Regions from separate parts of the Homo sapiens genome. Here all the other regions are linked to region 1. Evidence: chromatin loops called from intact Hi-C (ENCODE). Cell type or tissue: endothelial cell of umbilical vein. All regions are shown on one strand.

What was found. Peaks named below come from ENCODE experiments on the same cell type or tissue, not always from the same donor. Only the 100,000 strongest peaks of a DNase experiment are listed, where the experiment ranks them.
Region 2: it touches region 1 in a loop (10-fold over the local background); 84 of 110 quality-filtered maps call a loop at or near these places.
Region 3: a loop joins it to region 1, with 20 times the contacts of the local background. A loop is called at or near these places in 7 of 110 quality-filtered maps.
Region 4: it touches region 1 in a loop (9-fold over the local background); 36 of 110 quality-filtered maps call a loop at or near these places.

The regions. Positions count from the first base shown.
Region 1 is chr10:61,138,630-61,143,629 of GRCh38, forward strand. No RefSeq gene overlaps it. Among named protein-coding and RNA genes, the nearest start is that of LINC00845, 120 kb to the left of the region's middle. In endothelial cell of umbilical vein, a CTCF peak has its summit at 2,344 (motif pointing right); a DNase peak (open chromatin) is centred at 2,342; H3K27ac peaks cover 233 bases.
Region 2 is chr10:61,281,813-61,286,812 of GRCh38, forward strand. No RefSeq gene overlaps it. Among named protein-coding and RNA genes, the nearest start is that of TMEM26-AS1, 170 kb to the right of the region's middle. In endothelial cell of umbilical vein, a CTCF peak has its summit at 2,663 (motif pointing left); a DNase peak (open chromatin) is centred at 2,579.
Region 3 is chr10:61,590,776-61,595,775 of GRCh38, forward strand. No RefSeq gene overlaps it. Among named protein-coding and RNA genes, the nearest start is that of CABCOCO1, 70 kb to the right of the region's middle. In endothelial cell of umbilical vein, a CTCF peak has its summit at 1,988 (motif pointing left); no DNase peak of the experiment used is centred here.
Region 4 is chr10:61,730,437-61,735,436 of GRCh38, forward strand. The region is part of intron 5 of CABCOCO1 (ciliary associated calcium binding coiled-coil 1); the gene reads left to right. Among named protein-coding and RNA genes, the nearest start is that of CABCOCO1, 70 kb to the left of the region's middle. In endothelial cell of umbilical vein, a CTCF peak has its summit at 3,113 (motif pointing left); a DNase peak (open chromatin) is centred at 3,115.

The DNA.
Region 1 (5,000 bases):
TTTTGCTACCAAGAGAATTACAGCCTTGAACCCTTCCAGCTAATAGGGCCTCAGCTTTTGGTAACCAGCGTCAGTATGCTTAAATAAAACATTGAACCTGTTCACTAAGATTCTGCTCCTCCAGCATCTGCATCAGTTCACCAAGCTCTCTCAGGCTCTAATTTGTCTTCGTGAACCATCAGCCTTGCTCTAACTTTTCCAACAACTGCTTCCTCTCAGGCTTCACTTGGCTTCTACAGCAAATGGAACCTGCTCATCCCCAAGAGATTCTAATTAACTCTCTTGGGGCCAACTCCCTGAGTGAATGACTTGAATAACTCAGCATGATTGCAATGTTTTATTTATTTAAAGATTCCAAATTCTTCTACCCTGCATGCCTATGTTAAACAAGGACAACCCAAAAAACAATCATGAATTAAAGAAATGCTTCTTTATACCCTGAGTTGTTCCTCTGTTCTCCGACTCTTTCCATGTTCCTTTAACTTTCACAGATGGCCAATCTTTCTTGATTTTAATTTGGCAAGGGCCCTCCTTAAACATATTTTGATGATGGTAATAGAAAATAAAAATTAACTACAAGACTGCTGTCCTAATCTGTCATTAACAGGTTTTTCTTCCTTTGGAAAGATTAGCAGAGTATGAATCATTTCAGAGGGCTTCTTTTTCTTTTCTTTTCCTTGCTTTGTTCCTCTCTCCCTTCCTTCCTCCCTCCCTTCCTTCCTTTCCTTCTTCCTTTCTTTTTCTTTCTCTCTCTTTCTCTTTTACTTTAATCTTCTTCTCTCCCTCCTTTCTTTCTTTCTCTCTTCTCCTTTCCTCCCTTTCTTTCTTCCTTTTTCTTCTTTTCCCTTTTTTTCCCCTTAGGCCCAACCCTTCCAGTCCCCGTTTTTTGCAGTGTCGAATTTCTTGCCACAAAATTGATGCAATTGCCGCATTCTCTGCAATGAATATACAGGCTCCCTTCTTGCTCTCAGAGAAGTGAAGCCTATCCTTGTTACCTTCAGCTCCCCGTACCAGTGAGCAACTTGGCCACGCAGGGACTTTAGGGCCTGAGAATGGATTCCTCGAAGTACTCTGCAGGAATTGATTAAAACAGGAAGGAGAGGGGCGGGGAGATGAGAGAGCCAGCAGAGGAAAATAACATGTTAGTGCTCCTTTGTGCCTTACTGAAGTCAAGGCTGACTTCATAGTGTCACTCAGGGAAGGAGGCCAGGATTCTAAAGAGGAGAAATGATTAAGAGGGAAGCACAGAGGAGGATGAATTCAGAACCAAGCAGGGAAAAAACCTCATACCAGCCATTATGATAAAATCAAGTAGGTGCAAGGAAATGAATGGGCAATTTGAGAGTGAAAATTATTTTATATCAGGCAGAAGACAGGATTCAAGGGTACTTCTAGCTTCAGGTATCTCTCACCATGCAATGTATTGATGTTGAGCTGTAAAATAAATTACTTAGAGTCTAACTTTCCCATTGGTTTTATTATTAAAGTTATTTTATAATATAATTTTATAATATAAATACATTTAATATATACTTATATGAATATAAATATATTTATATTTTAAATATAATAATGTTATGTGTTTACAAATGATTCTAAGTTATATAAATTATTTTCATAAGCTATACAGATCTTTCTAATGAGTGAGGTGAGGACTTTTGATGAGCAAGAGGAGGAGTTGTAGGCTGCTCCTGTGGCATGCTGGGTGTTTTAGAGAATTGAATGGGATTTGACTTTCCTCATTTTCCTTGTTTTTGTTCTTACAATCTGATTTTTTAATAATGGATCCTTCCTTTCTTTCTACCCTTGGTAGAAGTAAGAAGTATTTATTTCATACTTAGAAGTCCCTAGTTTCCATATTTACAATGCCAAATTTAATCTCCTTATCTTTTGCCTAATTTGAGCATAGAAAAAAAATTTTTTTCATTAACTTGGATTCCAGATTTGCAATCTGTGAGCTTTCAGATAGTGTCACTTAAGAAAAAAATCAATCAAGATAGGGTCATACAATTTTTGTCCACTTAGGGGAACAAAGTGACATTGAGAATTTTTAAAACTTCAATTAAGAAAAGAATTAATTGCAATTTAAGGCAAATCACTACAGTATAAGCTGAATATTTGCTACAGTAAACAAAAATATTGTCTGTAAAGACATAGACGAACTCACTTTGTGTCTAAGTCAAATTACCTAGAGTATTTGAATGAGGCAAAAGCGTGTAAAAGTGATGTTCTCCTACCATGGATTTCGCCCAGTTCAGTCTGGCTGTTTTCCATTGTGTCTGACTTCCAGAGGTTTTGTAGTACAATGTTCAGCAGTTCTGGTTGAAAACACTACATTTCACCAATAGGTGTCACTGTCTAACGCATGATATATTCAGACATTTAAAAAAATTATCATGTATGGATTTCGAGGTTCTGTAATTCTAATGAATTCCATACTTTATCAGTGTCGCAGTGTAGAAACATTGAGCATTAAGTTTCTATAGAGCAAAGACTCTAGAGGCTGCTGGGGGCAGAGGAAGGAGGTGGATCAGATACAGAATTCTAGCATTTTAGCTATTTCAGGGGGAAGTTAAGAGTAACAGTACGGATCTTGAGCTCACTGGCACTCAGAAGACTGTGATCAAGCTGATGACATAAATAATTTGAACAATTGCTTCTTGAGGCTCAATTGCTTTTTCCCCCCTTTAATCAGTGAAGAGTTGCCCTTGAACACTTGACAAAGCAGGCAGTATTTAGGGATTAGAAAAAGAGAAGAGAATCACTGTTTTGTCAAATTCTCTTAAAGATTTAAAGGCCTAAGTTGAATTCCCCCTCAACTTTTTTTTTTTTTTTTTTTTTAGACAGGGTCTTGCTCTATCACCCAAGATGGAGTGCAGTGGCATGACCATAGCTCACTGCAGCTTTGAACTCCTGAGCTCAAGCAATGCCCCCACCTCAGCCTCCCTAGGAGCTGGGACTACAAGGTGCATGCCAGCACACCCAGAAAATTTTTTAATTTTAATTTTAATCTTTTGGTGGAGATGAGATCTTGCTATGTTGCCCAGGCTGTTCTCAAACTTCTGGCCTCACGGGATCCTCCCACCTCAGCCTTCCAAATTGCTGGGATTACAGATGTGAACCTCCACACTGGTCACTTTCATCTTGATGGTACAAGAAGAAAGTTGCTTTTCCATGAACTTTAGTGAACCTCATGGAAAGTTTATTTTTTATCAACTGCTTTAAAATTTATTATGGAGGTTTTTGAACCTATACAAAGTTAGAGAGAATAGTATGATATACCTTGATGAGCATATGACACAGCTTTAACTATTATCAATGTATGGCCAGCCCTGTTTCATCTGTACCTTCTCACCTCTGCCTTACTCTACTGGATGATTTTGAAGTAAATACTAGACATGATATAACTCCACCCCTATATATTGATGTATGTATCTCTAAGAGACAAGAACACTATTTTTAACCATTCTTAATATCTTAAAAATTAACATTATTTTTAATATAATCTAATATGCTGTCAGTATTCAACTTTTTTCTTACTGCTCCATAAATATCTTTTCTTTTTCAATTGGTTTATTTGAATTAGGATTCAAATTGCTTTTGGAGGATGGGTTTTATAAAACTCTTCTAAGGTGTAATAGTTTTCTTCTCTCTTTTTAAAAATGCTATTTCTTTGCTTGAAGAAGCTGGATCTTTTGTTTCATAGAATATCCTGCACTCTCGAGTCAGCCTATTACATCCTTGTGATGGCATTTGGTATGGTCATCTATCTTTTGTGTATTTCTTGCAAACTGAAAGTTATATCTAGATGCTTGATTTTATTCATGTTCAATTTTTTTGAAAACACTTTTTATAGATGATGCTCTATTTTTGTCATTGTATCACATAAGAAGCATATGATGTTTGACACACACACATACTCTGTCTGCTGTATTTAATTTTTTACTTTATTTATTTATTTTTTAATGTTAAGATTACCTAAGGATTCAGGTGCTATCAGCCCGATTCATGAATCATTAGTTTTAGCAATCATGACGACCATTGTGTTGACCTATTATTTCATTGGGGATTAAAAATGGAGATATTCTAATTCAATCATCCCTTCTGCAGTTACTAAATGGAATTCTCCAAGAATTCTTCCTCGTCAACTATTTGACTCCTTTGGAATACAGTTTGTGTAGGAAAGGCAGGATAAATGCTTGAATTTTATCTCCCCTTTATTTACCAGATGAAGAATGAGGAGTTGCTGCTTTAACAGCTTTCAAATGAGACAAAAGAGGTGTTTAAAAAATATATCCTTATTACCTTGATTAAAAAAAATTTGATGTGTTTCATCTTTAGTTGATAGGGAGTTTTGCTTTAACTTGACTCCAATTATCTCTTGACATGACCCTAGTGAATGGGGATAGCCTCTTTGCTTTCTGGTATGACAAGATGTTTCAGGCTCATATTGTGAATTTATTCTACCAGACCTGAAATCAGTCACTTCTCCAATGATACAAGGTTCTTTTTGTGGAGATGGTATTTAGAAACCACAATCTCAACACTAGGGGTGCTCTGTACCACTTAGGTGGTCATTACTTTTAGACCTTTGTGTAAATAGAAGTAGGTAATAGGTAATACATATACACACACACACATTAAAAAATACATCATGAGAATATTAGGCTTTTAATTTAAATGCAAATCTACAGGTCTCATTGAACAATATTTCCATTTAACTACGTTTCAGGCTTTTATAAGATCCAGCTTAGGGAAAATTGAATTCATGACATTTAGTTTGAGTTTAGTGAAAAATATTTATGTGATTTTTTAGTTGCTATTGTGTGTGGTGAAGCTATTATTAATCTTCAGTGTATAGAACCATTACTTCTCTGGTTCCCAGAAGTAGAAATGTGAATGATGGAGAGAAAAATAGATTTGCAATGTATGGAACCTGAAGCTGGTCTCTGAAAAATTCTTCTAATCATCAGACATGTTTAATTTTTAGTGGAGGAGTC
Region 2 (5,000 bases), 140 kb after region 1:
TTCTTGCAATCCAAGAAGTTTGGGAAAACCTGAAAGAGGCGATGAGCTGTTCCAGGTGAGAAACTATTCATCCTAAGGCATCACATCAAGGGTAGAGAGGACCTGAGAAAAAACATTTTGACTAGAGGGCAGAGTGCGATGTCAGGTAACGGACAGGAAGCGTTTGCTAAAATTTGTTGTAAGACCTTGGAACCTTGCACAGTAGCTGAGCAGATGCTTAAGTGACTACTGGGATGTAGTAAGGAGAGGACATTGACAACTGCTCTACGGAAGGAACTGAACCTGTTAATTCCTCAGAGTTACCCCCAAATAAATAGTTTGCTTTTATTTTCTTTTAACACTAAGGAGAAATGTAGGTAACTGCATAAGAAGTATTGTTTGTTGAGAAGTCTTAGGCAGACCCCATTTTCAAAAACGCTTCCTATAATGATGCATAAAATTGTGCAGGAAATTACTTTTAGGTTTACATTTTAACAAAATGTAAATAGTCATGGCAAGGAACTTTCCTTCAACCAAAAATCTGGTTGTCTTCTCTTGTGTTAAACATTGTGCTTGAACCTTCTCAGCTGTTTATGCAACTGGATTTCAGGAGAGAATATGTGCCAAGAACATGAACAATTAGCCTTACTTACCTTGTATTTCAGAGAAAGATGCACCATATCTTTAGGTTTATAATCTCCAGCAATGGTTTGCTGAAACTGGCTCATACTGGCTCTTGAGAGCCAATTGTTAGCATCTATTTGCAACTCCGTGTTCAGTGATTTCACATTCATAGCCTGAAATCAGCCATCGTGGCAGCATTTACACTATGAAAATCAGCAATTTATCCCTGTCATTGCCGAGAGCCTGTTGTTAACATTTACCAGCACACCATGACTGACAGGTATTCACATTTTTTAAATTGTGGCAATTTATGCATGAGAATATTCACTGATTTGTCTCCTACAAATAAATACTTTTTTCTCACTGCTCTCCTTTTTATTAAAAAGGAAAGTCTTTCTCAGAATCTTCAACAGGCTTCCATTACTTTTTCTTGGTCAGACCTCTGTCCCATGACCATGCAAGAAAGGCTGAGATAGTGAGTATCTAATCTGGCAAAGCTACCAAGTCAATTGGTAGCTTTGGTACCAATTGGTACATTTGGTTCAAGTGAATCCTGATTCAACTGTGAACTTGGACACAATAATAATCTTGAACAACACTCGAACTCTGTTAGTAAGGGAGAAAGGGACATCATCCTTGGTCAGGAAATGAACGATATTTCCCACTTTAGTAATACAAGAAAGGAATGAATGTGGTCTCTAACACCCAGAAGGCTGAACTGTAACAGAACTAAAATAAGTTCTCTCTATTTTTGCTTGTTTTAACAGCTGCTGGCATTTTATGCCCAGCCTCTTACAGCAGTGGTTCTCCAAGTGTGGTCCTCACATTGGTAACATCAGCATCATCTGGAAACTTGTTAGTAATGCAGATTCTTGGCCCCACCCCAGATCTCCTGAATCAGAAGCTGTGGCGGGAGGAAGTGATGGTGGAGGGGAACATGATAACAGATGTGGTCCAGTCATCTGTGTTTTAACAGGTGCTGCAGGTGATTCTGATGGACCCTCAAATTTGAGAACCTGCCTAAAGAGTGTCTAACTCTATCAGTGTGATAATGTGTAAAGTGAATTTCAGCGAATCAAAAGCACCTTGTTGGTACTAGGCACATAGTAGGCACCATCATTTATTCATTCATTCATTCATTTATTAAGCACTTGCTAGTGTTACCCTGTGTCACACAATCCATTCCCCACTAGCAGCCAGAATGATGTTTTAAAAATGTAATCAGATTGTGCAACTTGCTTGCTTAAAACCTTTCAGTGGCTTGTACAATAAGATGAATACAAACTCTAAGTCACTCCATGTTCTGGCCTGCCTGCCTCTCCAAATTCCTATTCATTGCCTCTTGGTTCCTTGACCAGGCTAAACTTCCTTCTATGAATGACTCTACCTTGTCATTTTAGTTCCACCTTAACACCTTTTCAGAGAAGATTTCTGCATACCTTATCAAAGGTGCCTCAGCTTGCCCCTATTTATCTTTATCACATTACCCACTGATTTTCTTCATAGCATATAAAACTATTGTATCTATTCATTTGCTTATTGTCTGATTCTTCCCCTAGAAAATAAACTCCATGCAGGTGTCCACTGCCTCTCAGTGTCTATGTGGGCCTTGTAATCCTAGAAGTCTCAATAAATATTTGTTGAATGAATTTCTGGGTACCGTCCTAGATGTTTCATAACTGAAATTTGAATTGCTAGAGGAAATTAACAGCAGGAGTCAGCGCTTTGGCAAAGGCACATCATGTCTCTTTCTTTCTTTCTTTCTTTTTGGTTGTAAATTATAATTTATTTCATTTGTAGAAACTTAAATTTACTTACAGGAAGCTCTTCAAAGGATGATGAAACTCACTTGTGAGATCGGTTGGCTTCCGATTAAGAGTAGGCATTATGTTTATTTATTGACGGGATTACTAGGAACTTCAAAAATAATACAAAAATGTTTTTTATCTTGTACCACATCAGATAAGCAAGTAACTGACTCAGAAAATTTATGATAGCCTTACCGTTGTTTTCCCACGGACTGTTCTGGAAATAGAAAGATGAAATCAGACTCCAGTGCCATCTAGTGGTCATGTTTAGTTCCTCAAGAAATAAAATCCAATGTAGTCTAGCACTGATTTTTCACTTTTTGGGAGATATTGGGCTTGTGTATGTGTCTTTCCAATTTCAGATATTACTTTAGAAATTTTAATAAATATTAGATTAATGCAACTGATGCAAGTTGGTCAAATTCTTGAAAATTTATGAGAAATGCTAATCCTTCATGGTGTTATGTTGTAGTAGAAATGGGTTTTATAAATAATAATTGTGATGATAACCCTTCATCAAGTTGTATAATCCTAAGGAACTGAACTATTTGACACCTCCCTTTGGTGATGGACATCAGTGGACACTCAGAGGCAAAGGAAGAATTCAGAATTTCTGATCTCCAATCCCATTTTCACTCTACTTTGTTGCATATGGTGATCTAAAGTTTGATTCCAGATGTCCCATCCTACTCATGTTTTCCATTCTTTCTACTGGCTTATAGTAAGATCTTTTACAAACAATAACCAGATCCTCAGTTTAAGAAGTAAAGTGTCCATTTTAAACAAAAATTAGAACCTCAAAAGTTCTTCATAAAATTATTTTCATCTCCTATGGTCATAACATAATTTATAGGGTCCACAGAAACTAACAGAAATAAATACTCTGGTTGCATCTAAAATGGATCATGCCCTGTGCTTATCTCTTTATGCACACTCAACAACGCTGCACAATCTAATGATTATTCCCTACATTAAAAAGATGAAGAGTAATACTCATAGAATCGGCATTTGTTGAGCCACTAATATATGCCAGGTATCATGCCAGGTATTTTTAATACATTATTTTATTTAATTCTACAAACTTTTCAGAAGTAGTTTTCATCTGTGCAGATGAAGAAACTGAAGCTCAAAGGAGTTGTTAGCCCAAAAACCCATATCTGGAGACTGCAATTGGAGCCCTTCTGGCTGGCTCCATATCTCTGCTCTTTCTAATCATTTTCCAGAAGTTTAAAAGGAATTTTGATTTTTAATTTTTAAAAAAAATTTTTCCCACCACATCATGCCCCATCAGAAGATCAGCAGTTTGAGGGCAGGAACCACATCTAATGCCTGGCATGTAATATCTCAATAAGTATTTGTTGAATGAATTGAAGGAGGCAGGCTTGAAAAGGTTCTAGTTCTCCAGCCAGTCATTTGGTTACCATTCATATTCGTTATTTATTGCTGCATGAGACTTAGTGGCTGAAAACAATAAATAATAAACATTTGCTATCTCAGACTTTCTGTGGTTCAGGAATCCAGAAGCAGGTTACCTGGATCTCTCATGAGGCTGAAGTCAATATTTTGGCCAAGGCTACAGTCATCAAGGCTCAGCTGGGGCGGGATCAACTTGCAAGATCACTCATATGGCTGTTGGCAGTCCCCAGAAGATCTGCATCCAAGCTCATTTGCGTGGCTATTGGCAGGCTTCCTCTCCCTACCACGTGGGCTTCTCCACAGGGCTGCTTCACACACATGGCAGCTGGCTTTCCCCAGGATGAAGTGATCCACAGGGAGTGAGAGAGAAGGCTCAAGATGAAAGCCACAGTCTTTTTATAACCTTATCTTAGCAAGTGGTATCTCATCGCCTCTACTGTATTCTCTTCATTAGAAGTTACCCGTGAAATCTCCCCCTACTCGTGGGGAGGAGATTATATAAGGGCATGAATACTAAGACATGAGAGTCCTTGGGCCATCTCAGAGACTGCCAACCACCACATTCGTGGCATATCCATTGAGGATTGACCCTTGAGATCACTCTGTAATATTACAGATCATTTCCTTCCCATGCTACATGAAAATGTCTTGTAATCTAGCTGAGGCAGGTTCTAACAGTTCTGATATTAGACAAATCCAAATCTTAACTCCTTCATTTTATAATTGTGACCCTGTTGCTTCATTTCTAATATATGAAGTAGGCATTATAACAGTATATGCTTCATGAGCATTTCATGAAGATTAAATGAGAGTATCAGGAAATTGCTTATTATAGTGCCTGACATCAGGAAACTAAGCAATCACTTCCAGCTAAAACAGTCTAAATATACTAGTAACTTTATTTTGAACATTCCAAAATGCTTTCCTATGTGTCACTTCTTGTTTTGTTTTATTCTCTTTGTAATTGTAGTAAGGTGGTAGAATTTGATACAGTTATACATATTTTAAATATTACTATTTGAGGCACTTAAAATTAAATAACTTACCAGTAGATATTGAAGTCAGGGGCCAGGAACATTCTCACTACCTCATTTCTATATAATCAGTATTTATTGTTACGGAGTTAATGAAACCAAAAGTTGCCGTAGAATAGACAGAGTCATATTTTCAATG
Region 3 (5,000 bases), 450 kb after region 1:
GGACCCAAAGTATAAAATAAATAACCGAGAATCCATACTGACATAAATAAATGGTTGGATAAATAAATGGGAGAGAAGCAATAAATCCCTCACACAGAAGCATTCCAAATGCTATATCCTAGATGTAGAAGATATTCCTTCCTCAAGTTGGGGCAGGGGAGCTTCATTCCCTACTGCTTCAGTGTGAGCTGGGCTTACTGATTTCCTTCCAAAGAGTACAGCATGGAAAAAGGAGGATAAAAGAGTAACTTTACAATGGAGAAATCTGGCAAATACTACCTCAGCCAGGTGATTAAGGTGAGTATCAACAGTCATAAATCATGTCGATAAAATGTACCCTTGGTATGACATAATAAAAATGGCATTTTACCTCTGTGGTCTTCCTCCACCAAACCTTTCCATAACCCTAGTCGTGACAAAAACAGCAGATAAATCCAAGTAGAGAGGCGTCCTATAAAATACCTAACCAGAATTATGAAAGCCATCAAAAACGAGTAAAGTATGAGAATCTGTCACCACAAGAGGACCCAAAGGAGACATGACTAGTAAACTCCTAAATATCATGTGACATCCCTGTATGGAATCCTGGTACTGAAAAAGGACATTAGGTAAGAACAAAGGAAATAAAAATAAATATGGACTCTAGCTAATTGGGAAAAATAATGAGCTAGAAGGATACCTCCCAGTATTATGATACAAGCTGGGGAGAGCAGTGTTGGCCATAGACATGAAGAAAGTGTACAATGAGGCTGTGTGGTGGTTCAAAGGAATTCTAGAAGAATCCAAAATGCCTTATATTTTTTAAACAACACTGGTACCTTATGTGATGAGGGTGAATCTGGGTAGCAGGCATATTATTATTGCTATACTATTCCTTAATTTTTCCATAAGTTTTAAATTTATCATGAAAAATAAGTAAATGTGTTTGTCAAAAGCAGGAAGCAGGTAACCCTTTGAGCTGCAAGCTGTCATCTCTGTACAATGGTTTTCCAGCTGAGCTCTGTAGTCCCATTTTTCTTATCACCGTCTCAAGGACCAGAGCACAGGTATAGAAGGCTGAGTGGGCAGGACTCCAGAAACTACTGTTGCTTCAACCAGAGCAATCTGCTCCCAACTGTTTTATCAACTGGGGTGACTATGTAATAAGGAAGGATGCTCCCTCTTAAAATGGATACTGCTGGTTGTGATTTTTTTTCCTTAAGAACAGCATCCTCCAATTTTAGCAGGACATGTGGGCACTCAGAATAAAATTCACATTGCCCATGCTTCCTTGCAGGTAAGAGTGGTCATCTGACCATCTAAGTTATAGAAAGTAGGATGTAAAGTATCCTTAAAGGAAGTGTCATTCTCTCTCCTGCCCTTTCCTGCTTCCTTCTGGCTGAAATATTGGATGCGATGCCTATAGCTTTCAGATTTTGTGAACATCTGGAACTGTGAGTTGACCTTCGGAAAGTAAGGAACACACGGTGGAGCACCAAGATGCAATATGAGAAAGAAATCAACCTGTGTCTTATTCATTTGGTGATTTAATTTTTTTTCTATTCCTTGGAGCCTAATCTAGTTCTAGCATGTCTAAAGAAATGTCACTCATTTGGATGCATTAATTGGGACAGACTGTGGGCCCAAAAGAGGATTTCCTCTAATCTCATGGGTTAGGGTGTTGATGTATAAGGGAGGCTGGTTTGGGATATGAACTATCTCTGAGACAGGAAAACCTTCATGCCCTAGCTTCCCAGACACTGTGGGTGAGAATGCTTTGGACCAATGGCTGTAGATTGTGTTATGAAAGGGCAATTACCTAAATGGTAGCGCCATATGAGCAGGAGCACAGATGACCATAGCTCTGCCTAACACAGAGCAAAAGAAGTTTCCATTCACCCCTCACATCTACAGTCTACCACCAGCCAAAAAATGGTAGTGTGTGCAGGTAGGTCTCTGCTGTGGTATTCCATGGACACACAACTGCCATGGCTTAGGGACTACAGTCTCCACCAGTGACACCATGTGGCAGCAACAGCAATGACAGCAGTAGAGGTCTTGGCTCCTGGTAAATGCATTAGGCTATTTTGGATTTTTTCTTCATGTGGTGTCTTACATGTCATGGACTGAATATACACTTTTAGCATTGTTGGGTTTGTTATGGGAAGGAAGGGTCCAAGTAGAAAAGAGAAACATTTTCATGACACCACGAGGGAACTTAGCACCATTTAATTTGAATATGAAAAGAGAGATGACCTGGGTTTGAACTCCTACATGGTGAAGTGGGACATATTGGTTACATGTGTAAGATTTCATTTAACATAAGGTTTTGCTGCTAAAGTAAATTTGAAAAATCACTGCCTTATTGTGAATGAAGCCTGAGGACCTTAAAGTTAATGCGTTAAAACTCCAGACTTCAAATCAGACACACAGCGTTTGAATCCCAGCTCCCCTGCCTCTTTCTATGCTCATGGACAACTAATGTAATGTTTCTGAAGCTCCATTGCCTCTTCCAGACAACGGGATAACTACATCTAGCTTTCCTATTTGGGGAGTTAAGGAAGATATTGTGCACAATGGATATCCGTGTGTGAAAGTAGTTAAGGTGAGTTAGCAATCAAATGACAAAAAGTGATGAACTATGAGTGGTACATAGAATCATGACTCCCCAAAGATGTCTAGGTTTCAATCCCAGGAACCTGTGAATATGTCATCTCACATGGCAAAAGGAACCCAGTTACCGTAATGCAGGAGCTGGATCTGTTTTAAAAGAGTTTGGGTCTTTCAGAACCACCAAGCAGTGAAGAGATCCTGAGCCACTATACAGTTAGTATTTGTGGTTGGAATAATTATGCCACTATATGTGTGACATGACCATGGCCCTTGGAAAGGACAGACATGCACACCATAAACTAACACCAACATTATATTCAAAGAAAGGGACTCAGGAGCAATGACAGTTATTTCAGTCACAAGCACTCCAGAGAGAAGGCAGGAAGACATCATGGTATGAAGGGAAAGGAAATACCTTTTCTAACTCAGTCAGTACCAGTGTGATCCTTGGCATAACACACTATCCTGGAGCCTTAGTGTCAATGTATTTGAAGTGAAATTGAATAATATATGTGGCTATGAGGTCCCTACCCAACCTAACTTTTAAAGCCTCTAAGTGGTAAGAACTCCATTTTACTGTCAAAGAGCTCACTGTATTAACATTTCTTTCTCTATGGGTAAACAAGTAAAAAGGTTTATAACCAAGTTACTTTCCTCTTGATGAGCTTTTTGTATGTTTTCTTACTTTCTAAGAAAAGCGCTATATTTTACCAAATTTTACTATTATAATTCCAAACATGAGCCATGATTCTCTAGACCCATTAGCCCTGTTAAACTATTCCCTAAGATATCACAAAAAAATACTTGGTCCTTTTTCTTATCTGCAGTTTCTTCCAACGTTTTTTTCAATCTCCTCCAGCATTTTATTTGCCGCCAAACTGATTCACAAGCCCTCTAAACTGTGAGGCACTGAGGTTTCTGACCAACGTACCAAAAACCTGGGACTCTGGGTTATGTTGAAATGAAAAGGAGATAATTCCGCAACCCTGTTAAAACTACTAAGACAAGATAGTCTCCACAGAAACCAAATATTTAAATTCTAAAATATTGAGGGATAATAGAGTCATTATTATTAAAGTGAAATCATTCAAGCCTCCTTTTGTTGGATATGTTGATTCATTCTTTCTAGTCCTGTGAATTGGACCTCCTAGAATAACCTGATTGGGGCAAATTCAACACATTTTAGTTCAATTTTCTCCAATTCAAACACAACTTGCACAATGAGGTGAGTTTCTAACAATTCAAAGGAACAAACCATTAAATTAAAATTCCTAACTTGATTGTTTGAATCACACTGGGCTAAATTTACATTCTCCGTAACACTGTGGGAATTCACTCTGTGGGAGATTTTTCTAGCTACATTTTTTTAAGCAAACCTTTTCTTTTCTCTTCTTCTTTTTAAGGGTGAATTAGTTGTTGCTGTACCTTTAATGATAAGAAGAAAGAAATAAAACTGGGCTCCAGGAAAAAACAATGAGGCAATAATTTTGAAATTAAAATACAGCGCATGATATATCAATATAATTGTCCTGCGTATGTGGAGATAACTCCGCTTTGATGGTGTTATTTCCTGAGCACGCAAAACCTAATAAAATCTGGAGGCCTGAATTGATGAGAAATTCAGCGTTAGAGATTATGAAAAACACACACTCAAATAGCCAAACAAAATTACTGAAAAACAATTTTAGTGCAGAATTATTTATCTAAGTAATGCAGGAGGATTTATAAAGATCTCTCAACATTAAAATAAATTACTTAAAACACTTAACTTCTTTGACAAAGGAAAATGCGATTATGTAACTAGCTGTTTGACCTTGACCAAGTCAGTTAATGCTTCTGTGCCTCAGATTCCTTAATGTTTTCTTAATCATCCTTAAGGAAACTTTTAATTCTAAAATGTCTATGATTGTATGCTTGTAGTGACAGGTTTTTTCCCCTTATCTTTTATCCATCTCATTTCTTCAAAATGAAATCATTATTTATGGAATAGAAAAGATTCAGTAGTGACCAGCTCACCAATTGATAATATAAATGCCAAATTGCAACAGAATCAGCCATGAAAGCATACAAGCAACCACGAAGTATACGAGGGAAAAAATCATCACGATGCTAGCCTTCCCTACACAAATGTAGTTTAACCACTTATTTGTTTGATGTGACGTTGTGTGTCATTGAACTGTTCCAAGTCTATTTTCTTTTTCTCAAACATAAAATGGAGGTAATAACAGTATTTGCTGCACAGGATTACTGGGAGGCTTAAATGAAACCCCAATGCCTGCCATGCAATAAAAGCTCCATAAATATTTCCCATTACTACCATCATCATCATAAATATTACAGATAAACTCTCAGCTGTGATCACCATTTGGGGAATAAATTTGAAGGAACTGGACATTCCACTTTTAATG
Region 4 (5,000 bases), 590 kb after region 1:
AGACATATGAAGAGGAAGGAAAATACATCAGTAGAATGACAACTAATAAATCCACAAGAAACAATAGAGTTTGAATATTGTCATTTAGTAACCATCCCAATAATTGATTTAGGAATGAATGATCAAAGAGTGCTGAACTTGGTAGGTGTAAGTTTGGTAAGGAATCAAATATTTAAAGCGTGCCAATGTATCTTCCCATAAAATTATTATTAACTGTTTATTAAGTAATAAATATAATGTACTGAATAATTAATTTCACAGTTGAGAAACTTGGCAGATATCATTTGATCTAAGTAATAAACATTCATAATACAAGTAATAGTGCAAATTATTATTGTTTCCTCCTCATATACTGCATTAAGAAAAACAACATGAATTCTGTGATATTACTGTCAAAAATGCATAAATCATTAAGAAACGTCAGACAGCCCCAAAGAGGGAGATTCTAAAAGGTAACTGTTGTAGGCTCTTTAAAAATGTCAAGGTCAAGAAAAATAAGGAAAGGCTGAGGAACTCTTGTAAATCGAAAGAGACTAAAGGAATATTTAAATAAAACATATGCTCCTAAATTGGATATTGGACTTATAAATAACATTCTTGGGATAATTGGCAAATTTTATTGGAGTAGAGGGATCGATCATATGGCAATACTAGATCAAAGTTAATTTTAATAGCTGTTTTCTGGTTATGTAGGAGAGTGTCATTGTACTTAAGAAATGCACATTGAAGTATGACAAGGGATGCAGCATTAGTCTGCAATTTATTTTCAATAGTTATATGGGAGCACTATGTATTATTTCTCTAACTATATGTAAATTTGAAGTTATTTCCAAAAAAAAGTAAAACAAACAGAATTCCCGAGGTCATGAGAATTCTAGGAATGGTCATCTGAGCTATCAGGAGAAGCTGCTTCCACACATACTGGCTCTTGTTTTCGTTGGGTTTTGTTACATAATCCTCTGAGGAGGCATGGTTCTTTCAGTCCTTCACCTGAAGATGAAACCCACATAAAATCCAGGATCTTCCTTTTATCTCCCTTGCATTGTAGAAGTTTTCAGTATTTACCAAATCTCATATTTCACCTTCTCATTTTTTTTTGTATTAAGATTAATACAGCAGTTGCCCCTCAAAATACTTCTAAGGAGTCAAACTTGGAAATTAAACAGATTTTTGCAGCAAAATTTTGATTAGTGCTTAATGGAGCATTTTGCTTAACTAAATTTGCTTTTGACGTGATATTTTATGAAAAATCTGTTGGCACAATTTTCTGACTGGAAAAACATTAAAAATGGAAGGGAGGGAGGGAGGAAGGGAGGGAGGACAGAGGGAGGAAGGGAAGGAGGGAGGGAGGGAGGGAAGGGGGGGAAAGTTTCTTTTTTAAAGGGAGATCTTTTAGTACCTCAAAGTCATATAAAATCCAGCAGAAATTGCTTCACCCTTAATATAGATGCCAGAAGTTACATTATTTTGAGTGATTGATATCAAGCCATTTGATTACAATTTACCTGTTCTAAAATTTCTAAACAATGAAGAATCTCATAATTAAAATGTTCTGATTAACTAGATTCCAGATTTTAAAGCAAAAGAATTTTGAATATATATGGTTCTATTGTTTGTCAGACTGTATAAAATTTGCCAGTTTTATATAACAATATTTAAAAGTAATTTTATTATGTGAAAGCAGATTACCCAAGTCTTTCTTTAAATCTACTTTTTGAATTCTTTATTGGCATAAAGATCTGTATGAGCTGAAAGAAAAGATATTTAAATTAATACAGTCTGCCTGGATTCCCCAGGGGAGTGATGAACTAGCATTTTAATTACTAACAAATTTAATTATTCAATCCAGGTGTGAACCATCAAAAATTTAGAGAACTCCTTTGCTTTAAGCAAGTACTTTTCATTTCTAGGAAAATATGATGCCATCAATGTCTAATCTAGAATGCAGGTTCAAAAAGCTGTCAGATTTGTAATGTGGTTACATTATTTTGTTTCAATTGTAAATTCCCAGAACATTAAATCTATCAATAGTTGACTGTAAAGACAACAACTACCACCCAAAAGTTAAGCCCTGCTGATATAGCCCACTTTAACTTTTTACCAGTCTTGGAATTACCTAAATCCTTTTGGCAAAACTGAAAAATGAAAAGTTTCCTTACTGGAAATAGATTTGCTATGTAAACAGTTATTAGAACCATATAATCTGTATCTATAACTACTGCTCCTGCGACTTTTCAAATTTAATAAAACTGTCTATTCAGTACAGCTTTCTTGGATTTGCAAGGCTCTGTTAGTCCTCAAAATAATAAGGCAAGGCTCACAAAGACAGATGGCAATTGCCAAGATTACAAGTACTTTTATATTGATTTTAAAAACTCTAGTAAAATATCAAAATATGTTATCTCCTGGAGAACAACTTGAAAATAAACTAGTGAAATTGAAAGTTAGGATGAGAAACGCTTATTAAATCTTAATCTTGGCCAAATCTTGATCTTTATCATTACAGTGAATGTTTTTAGAGCTTTTATTGGGATCAAGTGAACCAGTTTGGAAATGCTTTGATATTTATGTTTGGATTCTGTTTCTACATTTACTAAGATTTATGTAACTATCTACCATCTACTTAGCTAGATGTACCATTGCAAGTAGTATATACCGTGTTTAACTAATACCATTTACATATGCTTTTTATAAATAGTATCACTTATAGGTAATACATGCGTTTATCTGTTGTAATGTCTTTTGGGTTTGATTGCTTAACCAAATGTTCTAAACTATTTCTGTTATTTTAAAGCATTATATAATTTTAACCTATTTATAGTTTATTTCATTCAGAACATGCATCCTGCCATTTTTTGCTGTATTTTGAGATAAGATTTTATGTTAAATACATGCCTCAAAAGAAAGATTAAATTACCTACCTAATTTAGCAAAGAAAAAATATTTACCATATGTGAAGTCTACCTAGCTTGAGTTTTGAAATCCAGAATTTTCTAATCCAGGAGAAGGACTCACTATTTAAGGTGTTTAATCAAGAGCTGGAGAAGGACAGAATGAATTGCTGTGGCTGCAACTTACACCAGAGTCACACTATAGTGCCCTCCTGTGGAGGTTTGGTTAAAACTTCATTTTTGTGCCCATGAGAATGATTTTCAAACTAAGTGACAAAGTCATCACATTCAAAATTGCCAAAGTTCAATATAGTTTTGTCATTTTTTTCCTTTGCAACTAGACATTAAATTACTTTCAAAATATAAGAAACATTCACAGTTCAGAAGATTTGCAGTTCAAAATACAAACCGAGACTTGTCAGCATTTTATCTACATTTCTTATTTTATTTTAGTGGATTTTACCTCAATTTTTACTTAAATAGTTGAATGTTAAAGAGGAGAGAGCATAATCAGTTCCTGAACTAGGAAGATAAATTCTTCAGCTAACATATTTACAGATTTATGTAATAAAAAGAGTTTTCTTGTTAAAAGCATAAAGATTATAATATTGTAGAATCCCAAAAGAAAAAATAACAACAAAAGTTTAGACTATACACTCATTTATATTCATCAAAAAATGTGCAAACAGTGATTCTTTTTCAAACTGTTATACTTCCCCCCGCTTACCCCCAGTTGAAGAGTTAACCTTTTTTTCTGAAGATAAATTAATGCTACTTATTACGTATTTATTTCAAAATAATTTGGTTCATTTGTTTTTTCTCTCTGCCCTAAACCTCTTTTTACACTTAGTTTCAAGGGTATGAAAATGTGAATTTTATCATATGTGGCACGTGCACACTCATATATGCCCTGAGACTTCTTTACACAGTTGTCATTTGTACACCTTTAAAATTAAGTTTCAGTGTATACAAAATTCTCAGATCGATGGATTAGGTATTTCCTTTTGCATTTCCTCTTTTCCTCCCCAGCCCAATGCTCCACCACCCAAGCTTTTCTAATTTGCGACTGCCAGGGATGCCTGTTAACTATTGAAAACCTGAAGCCCACCTTCACTCTTCAATGGGATATTAAACAAGTGTTAAGAATCATAGAACCTAATTAAGACTTTATTCAAGAAGTAGGAAGGGGGAAAAAAAAAACACTAAAAAGACTTAAGAGAAAAACCAGGAAGTTTTACGCAGCATTTTATGTCAACAAGAAACACAATGGATTTTTATCTCTTCACATAAATCTTTTTAAATCTGTCTCCTGAAAATGGGAAGGAGAAAACATTGGTTTTTCAAAGTTTAAATGTCTGTAATTACAGACCATTAGCTAACTGGCAACGTTCATAACTAAAGAAGTAAGTGGAGCGCTCTCTGTAGGAATGGCCATTATCAAAGAGATTGTGAGTGAGCTCATCCAAACTAGAAGTGTTAGATAAAATTTTAAAACAAGAACAAAAATAGGATGAGAAAATGCAGAACAGGGTGGAAGATGGTGTTCATTTCCTTTAGTAAAAAATGGCTTAATTTGTGAGACCAGATTAGATAAGAAACATAACTGAGAAATTCAACCTAACCTAAAAGTAACCTTAAAATGTTAAATAAAATTTGCTTAGTACTGCGCATTCTTGTTGTCCTGTGTTCAAAAGAGAATTTAGAAGAATGAGATTTTTCCAAGGCCAGGAATACATAAAGTTCCATTAATGAGCGAAGGTGATATCTAAGATGCCTCTTTAGAATAGTCTCAAGAGAATAAAATTGGGAGCCAGCTAGAAAATTTCCCTCAAAACAATCCAGGATGAACCCCCAAAAGCCATTTATAAAGTAAGTAAGCATCACAGGGCTCAAAGTCAAAAGAGAATGTGTGGGGCTCAGAACACATCCTCTCCAGAAATCTAATTTAGTATCATCAAGAACTTGGTTTGCTCTCTTCCTAGACTCCACACAAGTCTGAGAGCAGTTTTCTATCAATAAAATCAGATAAAGTCATTGAGGTGAAATCAACTAAGAAGAGGTAGCTATAACCCTTAAATCTTTAGTCCTAGTTTCCCACCCTGGAGCAAC